Regions from separate parts of the Homo sapiens genome. Here region 1 is linked to region 2. Evidence: read pairs that join two places in POLR2A ChIA-PET (ENCODE). Cell type or tissue: MCF 10A. All regions are shown on one strand. Each heading gives the region's core, and the rest is flanking DNA. Links, peaks and the distances in the headings are about the cores only. Region 1 has its middle 140 kb from the start of LINC02382. Region 2 has its middle 84 kb from the start of LINC02382.

Region 1 (4,414 bases), core at 325-4,324, 230 kb before region 2:
ACAAACAACCCTATCAACAAGTGGGCGAAGGATATGAACAGACACTTCTCAAAAGAAGACATTTATGCAGCCAAGAGACACATGAAAAAATGCTCATCATCACTGGCCATCAGAGAAATGCAAATCAAAACCACAATGAGATACCATCTCACACCAGTTAGAACGGCGATCATTAAAAAGTCAGGAAACAACAGGTGCTGGAGAGGATGTGAAGAAATAGGAACACTTTTACACTGTTGGTGGGACTGTAAACTAGTTCAACCATTGTGGAAGTCAGTGTGACGATTCCTCAGGGATCTAGAACTAGAAATACCATTTGACCCAGCCATCCAATTACTGGGTATATACCCAAAGGATTATAAATCATGCTGCTATAAAGACACATGCACACGTATGTTTATTGCGGCACTATTCACAATATCGAAGACTTGGAACCAACCCAAATGTCCAACAACGATAGACTGGATTAAGAAAATGTGGCACATATACACACCATGGAATACTATGCAGCCATACAAAATGATGAGTTCATGTCCTTTGTAGGGACATGGATGAAGCTGGAAACCATCATTCTCAGCAAACTATCGCAAGGACAAAAAACCAAACACTGCAGGTTCTCACTCATACGTGGGAACTGAACAAGAGAACACTTGGACACAGGAAGGGGAACATCACACACCAGGGCCTGTTGTGGGGTGGGGGGAGGGGAGAGGGATAACATTAGGAGATATATCTAATGTAAATGACTATTTAATGGGTGCAGCACATCAACATGGCACATGTATACATATGTAACAAACCTGCACGTTGTGTACATGTACCCTAAAACTTAAAGTATAATAAAAAAAAAGAGTAAATGAAGTAGTCAGCTGGATATGGGACCTGTCCATAACTCACAATATTTATCATCAGTCCTCTGATAAATAAGTTAATGAAAATTTTCAAACTCTCTCACTGATATAAAATTTTATTATTTAAAAACTTGTGGTAATACTGTTTCTCAATTTATTTAAAATGGGTATCCCATTTATGCAGTAAAGACACATTAATTTGTCCACAAATCAGAAACTCTGCCCTATAAAATACGATGTTTTTGCTGCAAATGAGATTTTTCTGAGTGCACAGAGAAGACTGACTTAAAGTTTAGAAATGATAGTTAATTGGAAAAGAGTTTATTAACTTAAAAATAATGAGTTAAGAGTCCATTAATTTTTAAGTCTTTTCTATAATTAGATTTAGATTTATGGTGAAGCAATTATTATTGCATCAAATCGATGGTTTGAGCCTTACTATTGTCAACTGAATGAATGTTTTTAAAAGTAAACTTTTTTATCTTTTTTAATATTAATTGAGTTTTCACGTGTACTCTGCAGGTTGATGCTGCCATACAAAAGCACTGCTTTCTGCATATAGACACTATTACATGAAGATTAGAAGTTAATATTTGAATACTTCCAAAAATATAAAATGCAGTTAAAGAAAAAAAATGATCAACACTCCAAGGAAGCAATCAGTGAAATCTGTCATGTAAGGCATTCTATAGGGCAAATGACCTTGTTTTTTCAATAAATCAATGATATTAAATGAATAAATAAATAAATAGATAGATAAAGAAGGCTGCTAAAAAACAAAGAAGACTTAAAAGAATTCATGATCAAATGCAATGTGTAGACCTTATTTAGATCCTGGTTCAAAGAAAACAACTATAATAATGATTGTTGACAGAATCAAGAACAGTTGGGCATATAATGACGATATTAAAAAATTAGTACTACTTTTATTTGGTATGAAAATAGTAGCATGATGGTTATGTTAAAAATTTGCTTTTATTTTCTAAAGTAGAATGTAGATGTATTCACAGGTAAAATGACAAGATATATGGGCTTTATTTTAAAATCTCCAGGAAAAGAATTAGAGGAGAGTGAGTAAGCCTAGACATGAAAAATATTGATAGATGTTGCACCTGAGTGAGTGGTACATGAGCTTTTGTTATATTATTATCTTAATAGGCTTGGGCTAGTATAACAAAATTCCATAGATTAGGTGGCTTATACGCAACAGACATTATCGTTCACAATTATGAAGTCTGGGAACTCCAAGATCAAGCCCTTCACCTTGTTTCTTTTGTACACATTATTTTTTTTTTGAGATTCACTCACATATTTATCTGTAATTCAATCATTTTTATAGTTATATAACGTAAATTTTGTTGCTATAGACATTCTTGTGCATGTGACTTGGAACATACAGGCCCAATTTTCTGAAGGTTTTATACCCTATAATACAATAGCTACATTATTGAATATGCTGTTCTTTAACGTAGACGCTTAGTTCACTTTTATTTGTCTTTCTACTTTTAAAACATATGCATTAAAACATTGTCTTAGCTTCAGCCCACTTATTTTGTAAATGCAACTTTTATTATTTTTGAGTTCAAAATGTTTCTAATTTTTATTACTATTCATTCTTTGTCCTGATTTTGAAAAGCATTTCTTTAAAAAATTGAAATCTAACACATTAACACATGTACACAAAAAAGTGCACAAATCATAAGTATTATAGCAAAAATGAAGAGCCTTATAAATTGATCACTTTGAAGTTCCTCTCATCTCCCTTCCAAGGCCAAGATTAGGGTAGGGCAGAAAGGTGCGTAAGGCATTAATTTTAAGAACACAGTTACTCACAGGGTTGTGCATGTGCCAAACTGGCACTTGCAGGGACTTGTATGAATGTGAGAGTGAGTATCTCCTTACATCTTGCCTCCTGGCTATCGCACTCTCCTGACCCCAGTTCAGGATATGGAAGCCATAAGCAAGACGTAGATGAATGAGCATTGCTGTGTTCCAATAAAGCTTTACTTGCAAAACCAAGCAGTGGGCCAGATTTTTGACTGCAGACTCTAGATCGCTGATGTCTGACCTGAATTCCTTTACCGACCTACATAACAGTTTATTAATTCTCTCTTCAGCTTCATCTAATCTGTTGTGAATCCCATTGGTTTAAATAGTATATTTTTAATTTCTAGATGTCTATTTGCTATTTTTTTCAAATCTGTTGTCATTTTTTTTACAATTTCTATTTTCTAAAGTTTTTTTAAACTTGTCTTTAATTTCTTTAACTGTAGTGGTTAAAATCAGCATAATGGTTTTATCATCTGTGACTGATGATTCCAGTATCTGAAATCGTTGCAGCTCTGTGTTTGACATTTTTGCTCATGATACCTGTGTTCTTGTGTGCTTGTTTTTCCTTTATCATATGATCCTCAATATCCTTGCAATTTTTTTTTCTTGGGGAAATAACTTAGGATAAAGATATGGTCATTAACAGCCATGGTTCTCAAAGTGTGGTCCCTGGACCAGCAACATCAGCATCACCTGAGAATTTGTTAGAAATATAAATTCTTAGGACTCATCCTAGACAAAATAATTAGAAAGTCTGGGGTTGAGGTCCAGCAATCTGTTTTAATAAACGCTCCACATGAGTCTGATTTATGTTCCAGTTTGAGAATTGCTGCTTTAAAGAAGATGTTCAAAGTTTATTAAGTGTCTAGAGTATCTGGGACGTGGTTAAATTCACGTCTTGAGTTTTTTGGGCCTCTCAGATGATGTTAATGTGGGTGGAAAATCTTGACTTGTATGGCAAACTTGTCTTGAGGGTGCAGCCACTATGGCCTCAGATTAATGTGGGGAGAATGTCCTATCAGATGCCTGTATCTTGAGTGGACTCTGAAATTTGATTGCTCCTCCTCTCATTTCATATGCCCCCTCTAACCGAAGTTCGAAGTTCAAAGAGTGACAAGAACTTCAAATAAAAAGAGCTTTTGTGCCACTTTTTCCTCTGCCTTCAAACTTGCCCTTCAGTTCTGGTAATTCAGTTCTTCCCTTCTGACTAGTAATACCTTATTTTTTTAGCTTCTTAATGTCTTTGAGGTGATTTTTTAAATTTTATCCAACAATTTCAGTTTGCTTTCAAAGAGTTAGTTCCAATTTCCTAGCTTGCCATTATAGAAGATGATCTCATGCAGGCATTTCTAGGATTAGTTTGTTTTCTTCTAAAACACGATAGAAAACAAAAAAATTTACCTTAGTGGGGACATGGCACTGATTTGAAACATTCTTAAAATGCTTACCTTCTGACTTACGCCTCACCTAAGTACAGATTTACTTTCCAATAAAGCCTGTTGGCCTTGTTGAAACTGCTCTCTGTGGATGTTGAAAGTTATTTTGCTTCACACATTTATCATACGTGTTTGAATGTGATGCAGCAATTGCCTGAGACTTAAAATTAATCTTTGAGAGTTCATTCATATACTTATTATAATAAATATTCATATTGGCAGAAAGTGGATCATTCTGAGGTGGAATGTTGCTTTAAGGAAGTGAATTTATTGACTGTTGGATGAAAATAACATATT
Region 2 (4,414 bases), core at 194-4,193:
AATGTATTTCCATTCTATTTTTTGAATTTAACTACTTAGCTTCTGTTAGTATTCAACCCAAGGTAGTGTTGAGGCAATTAATAGTAAACTATTTTTGAAATTCAAAAATTATCAAGTAGTATAGTAAACTAATTCATTTAAAAATAAATTTTTAGTAGATATGTTGTTTTATGTTAAGGCTGTTGAAGAATAATTTTAAATTAAAAGGTAAAACAACACATTGTTGAAATTCTGGTCAAGGGACAATGTAAAATAATTACCATAATGTAAGATGCACATTTTTTGAGAGAGCATGTAATTATGTTTTCAATTTTTCCCTTGTGGTTTTCATTGCTATATCATATATGGTGATATTTTAACATTATCTGATAGTCACAAAATTCAGACAGAGCTGAGGTTGCATTTCTGAGACATCACAAATAAAATGTAATATAAGTGAAGAGGTAATCTATTGTGAAAAATCTGAAAAAAGAAAACAGCTCTAATTATAATACAAAGACTGAAACGTTTGCCAAAATTGGAAATGATACTGTGCCTTAGTCATCTTAGGCTGCCATAACAAAATACCATAGACTCAGTGGCTTAAACAACAGAAATTTATCATATCACGGTTCTGGAGGTTGGAAGTCTGAGATTAAGTTGCAATAACGGTTGGGTTGTTGTGAGAGCTGACTTCCTTGCTTGCATGCTGCCACCTTCTCACTGTGTCCTCACATAGCAGAGACAGAGACTGCAAACTCTACCATCTCTTTTCATAAGAGGACTAATCTTGTCATGAGTACCCCTCCCTCATGACTCCATATAAATCTAATTATCTCCCACAGATTCCATCTCCAAACACCATTACATTGGGGGTTAAGGTTTCAACATACGAATTTTGGGTAGACATAATTCAGTCTATAGCAGAAGTGAATGCTTTTGAAAATGTAATGGTTAAAAGCAAACATGAAGAGTTGTATGCCTGGTTTGGCAAGGCATATAGTAAACTCGTATCTTAAACTTCACCTACTCATATCTTACATAAAAACAATATCTCAAATCGCTGTGAGATATAGGTTACTGATGATTTATTTAATGCAATTTTACCCTGAGTGGATAAATAATATTTACATAAAAAAGCATCAATCACTCAAGTATTCTTTTGCGATTGATTGATTCTTTTGTGATCATATGTAATCTCAAAATTGCAAATACCTCATAACACGGAATCAATTTAAATTTCTGCCAGGCCCCATTTCTACAAAAAAGAAAAATATTAGCCAGGCGTGGTGCCATACACCTATAGTCCCAGCTATTTAGGAAGCTAAGGTGGGAGGATCATTTGTGCCCAGGAGTTCAAGACTGCAGTAAGCTATGATCATGCCACTGAACTCCAGGCTGGGTTACAGAGTGAGACACTGTCTCTAAACAAATTAATACATTAATTTGTTTAATTTTTAACTATCATTAATATCTATTCAAAAATATTGTTCAAATTTTCTTTAGCATATTCTGCTTGATGTATTCAGAGAATGACCCTTCACAAGGCAATTGTCAAAATCCTAATTGATTGTTATTATAATTATTTTTAAGCTAAGGCAGTTAGGCAATGTTGTCAATTGCTCAATGTTAATATGTTGACCGCAAAAGCACCTATAAAGTGAATGAGTATTGCATGCAGATTAGTTTAATATCTCAGTGTCTGAAGAGAAAGACAGTCGCTTAGTTTCTCAAGTGGAATGGGTACTTTTAGATTTTCCAGTTAAAAAAGTTTACTTTAAGACTTCAGGCTGCCTGGTTCCTTGACCTTTGTGTTTCTACTTTCTAAAATTGTAGTTATCAGATTTTTTATTTTTTTGGTTCTAGTCTTAGTTGTGAAAAGAATCTGAATTTGAGGTAAGAGGACCTTAAGAAGGCTTGGTTACATATTTTGTCTGCTTTGTAGAAAATGGCCCTGTCTGCTACTTGTACACTCAGACTTAATCACTAAGAACATGATCTTCATCTGGAAGCACATTACACATAGCAAATCTTGATAGCTCTACTAGATCTGTGATTTATAGCACGCTGTTTAACCTTGCTCTTAGTTTCTTTATATGTGAAACAGGGGTAATAATTGAACATGCCATACTGAGTTGTTACAAAGATTAGTTTGATATTTAAAACATCTCTGTACCCAAAAACAAATTGCAGGAAATGGTGGGCAGAGGATCATGTTGAACGGCATTATAATCATTATAATACCTGGACCACAGTAAAAATTATGTATTTCTTATTAACTAGAGTTTTGCCTTAGTCATATTCTTACATTCCATGTTGAGTCAGCTTGGTACCTCAGAACATTTGAGGAACGCCTTTCACTTGACCTGAGCAAGCCTAATAAAACTATTGCAAAATAATCTAAAGCACTTTGATTAAGTAATAAAAGACATGAAAACACAAAAATAAGAATGTGAAAAACTCAGAAATAAGATGGCAGAACCAAGAAAGAATTATAAGTGAAAGATAAATACTGGAAATTGAAGCTAAAGAATTATAAAAGTAAACAGATACAATACATACAGCTCTAAGATAAATAGAAGACAACAAAAATAAATTTGAAATAATTGAAACAAAGAGATAAGGATCTGAGAAAAAGGACATATTGAAGACAGAAAAAGAAGAGCCTTTATATAATTACTAAGAGTCTTGAAATTTAAAAAAAAATGAAAAAATAAATTCTAAACAATAATTTTCAAGAATATAAGAAAAAAAAGAAACTAGGAACTCTAAGAGCACACCATGTGTCTGAGAGTATTAAGCCAGAATAACCATCATCAAATATACCCTAGGACAACTACTGAACTTTAAAAATAAACAGAAACATAATTCTCTCTTTAGGCATCCAGGCAACCAAGGCACATACCTTATAGAGAATGAAAGAAAATTGGTAACTATTAGACTTTTAGATAGTACTACTTTAAGTCACAGGAAATTGGACTGCTCAACAAAATACAATGTAAGCCAAGAATTTTACATCCAGCAATCTAGTGTAAAGGACACAGAAAACAGTTATTGACATGTTTTCTCAGGAAAACATTTTCCAGGAGTCCTTCTTGAAGTATCTCTGAAAGAATGAGTTCCATTCAACCAAAATACTCGAGTGAGATCAATAAAAATAACTGATAGTATTAAGTATATAGTTATTAGTAGAACAAGATAAAAGTTAAAAGGAAGAGAATGCAGAGATGGTTACATTCTTTGACAATGTAAATATAGTACCACCATTAATGAATGAATGGGTGAGAATGGGAATAGAATATACACAGAACTCTTTCTGTGTTTAGTAATTATAATTGATTGTGGTAGTGTAAGTATTGTGATCCTGAAACTGATGTGTGTGTACTGTGGGTTAAAGCAAATGAGTGATTAGAAGATATTCTAATTCTTTCATTCCTTGTATTCATGAGAATGGGGGTTCTTATGGAAGAAAGAGACAAAATGTAACATAAGATTATGTTTAAAATATGATAGATTTGAATTTGAATTAGAAAAGTCAGTGTGAATTTATATGGTAATTTATCATTAAAAATGTGTAGTGTATATTTTCTAGTTCTGCCCACTGGAAAGCCCTAGAAACAATATACAACGTAGCAGCAATGAAATTGCTAAGCCTAAATTGTGATCTTGAGATGAACATTTCTCACTAAAAGAAATGAAGCTTTCCTGTGGAAATAGCAATTTCAGGTCTGAGGTAAGAAATATGCAAAATTAGCGTGGAATTTCTTATCACATTGGAAAGGAAGAAAGCTAATAATTATTACCAGAATCAAGTCAAAAGGACTCAGCAACCTACTTTAAGAATCTCCCAGTCGCCAGTGATGGGGGAATTTTATCTTCAATGGGGTTTAGAATTATAATGGCTTGAAACCCATCAAATGTGTTTAAATCTGTGAATGCATAATCACATGAAAAAAAAAAACTAGTCAACTTGGGAGGTTGGTGATCAATATGTTGATACTTTTTTTAAATAGAGAATCAAGCAGGTATATTGGTCTTCATATATTAACTGTACTATTTAGTAAACAGAGTGAGAAAAAACATCTTGTTATAAGTGTATTCCAGCTAATCAATAATAATAAAAGATAGACTATTACCATTTTGCAGCCCCCAATGAGTTAATGGGTCTATGCATTGAACATCAACTGTTGCTAGCATTTGCCTCTTGATAGAAAAACTCAGTTCTACCAATCCTCCTGCCAAAGGCATCAAATCGGTCAATTCAAGACTCTGAATCATAATAAGGCAAACAACAACAACAACAAACAAAAAACCAACACTTGAGAGCATCAACAGGTTAGACAGCACTCAATTCTTCAAAATATAAGTTGAGAGGAAACACAAATTAAAAGAGAGAGACATAAAAGCCATGACTTTTAAATAAGCCAGATCATAT

What was found. ChIA-PET counts read pairs that join two places held together with the same protein. Peaks named below come from ENCODE experiments on the same cell type or tissue, not always from the same donor. Only the 100,000 strongest peaks of a DNase experiment are listed, where the experiment ranks them.
Region 1: POLR2A ChIA-PET joins it to region 2 with 5 read pairs; 1 of 35 experiments calls an interaction of 5 or more read pairs at or near these places.

The regions. Positions count from the first base shown.
Region 1 is chr4:170,597,365-170,601,778 of GRCh38, forward strand. No RefSeq gene overlaps it. Among named protein-coding and RNA genes, the nearest start is that of LINC02382, 140 kb to the right of the region's middle. In MCF 10A, for the core only: no CTCF peak of the experiment used is centred there; a DNase peak (open chromatin) is centred at 2,717.
Region 2 is chr4:170,825,760-170,830,173 of GRCh38, forward strand. No RefSeq gene overlaps it. Among named protein-coding and RNA genes, the nearest start is that of LINC02382, 84 kb to the left of the region's middle. In MCF 10A, for the core only: no CTCF peak of the experiment used is centred there; a DNase peak (open chromatin) is centred at 2,312.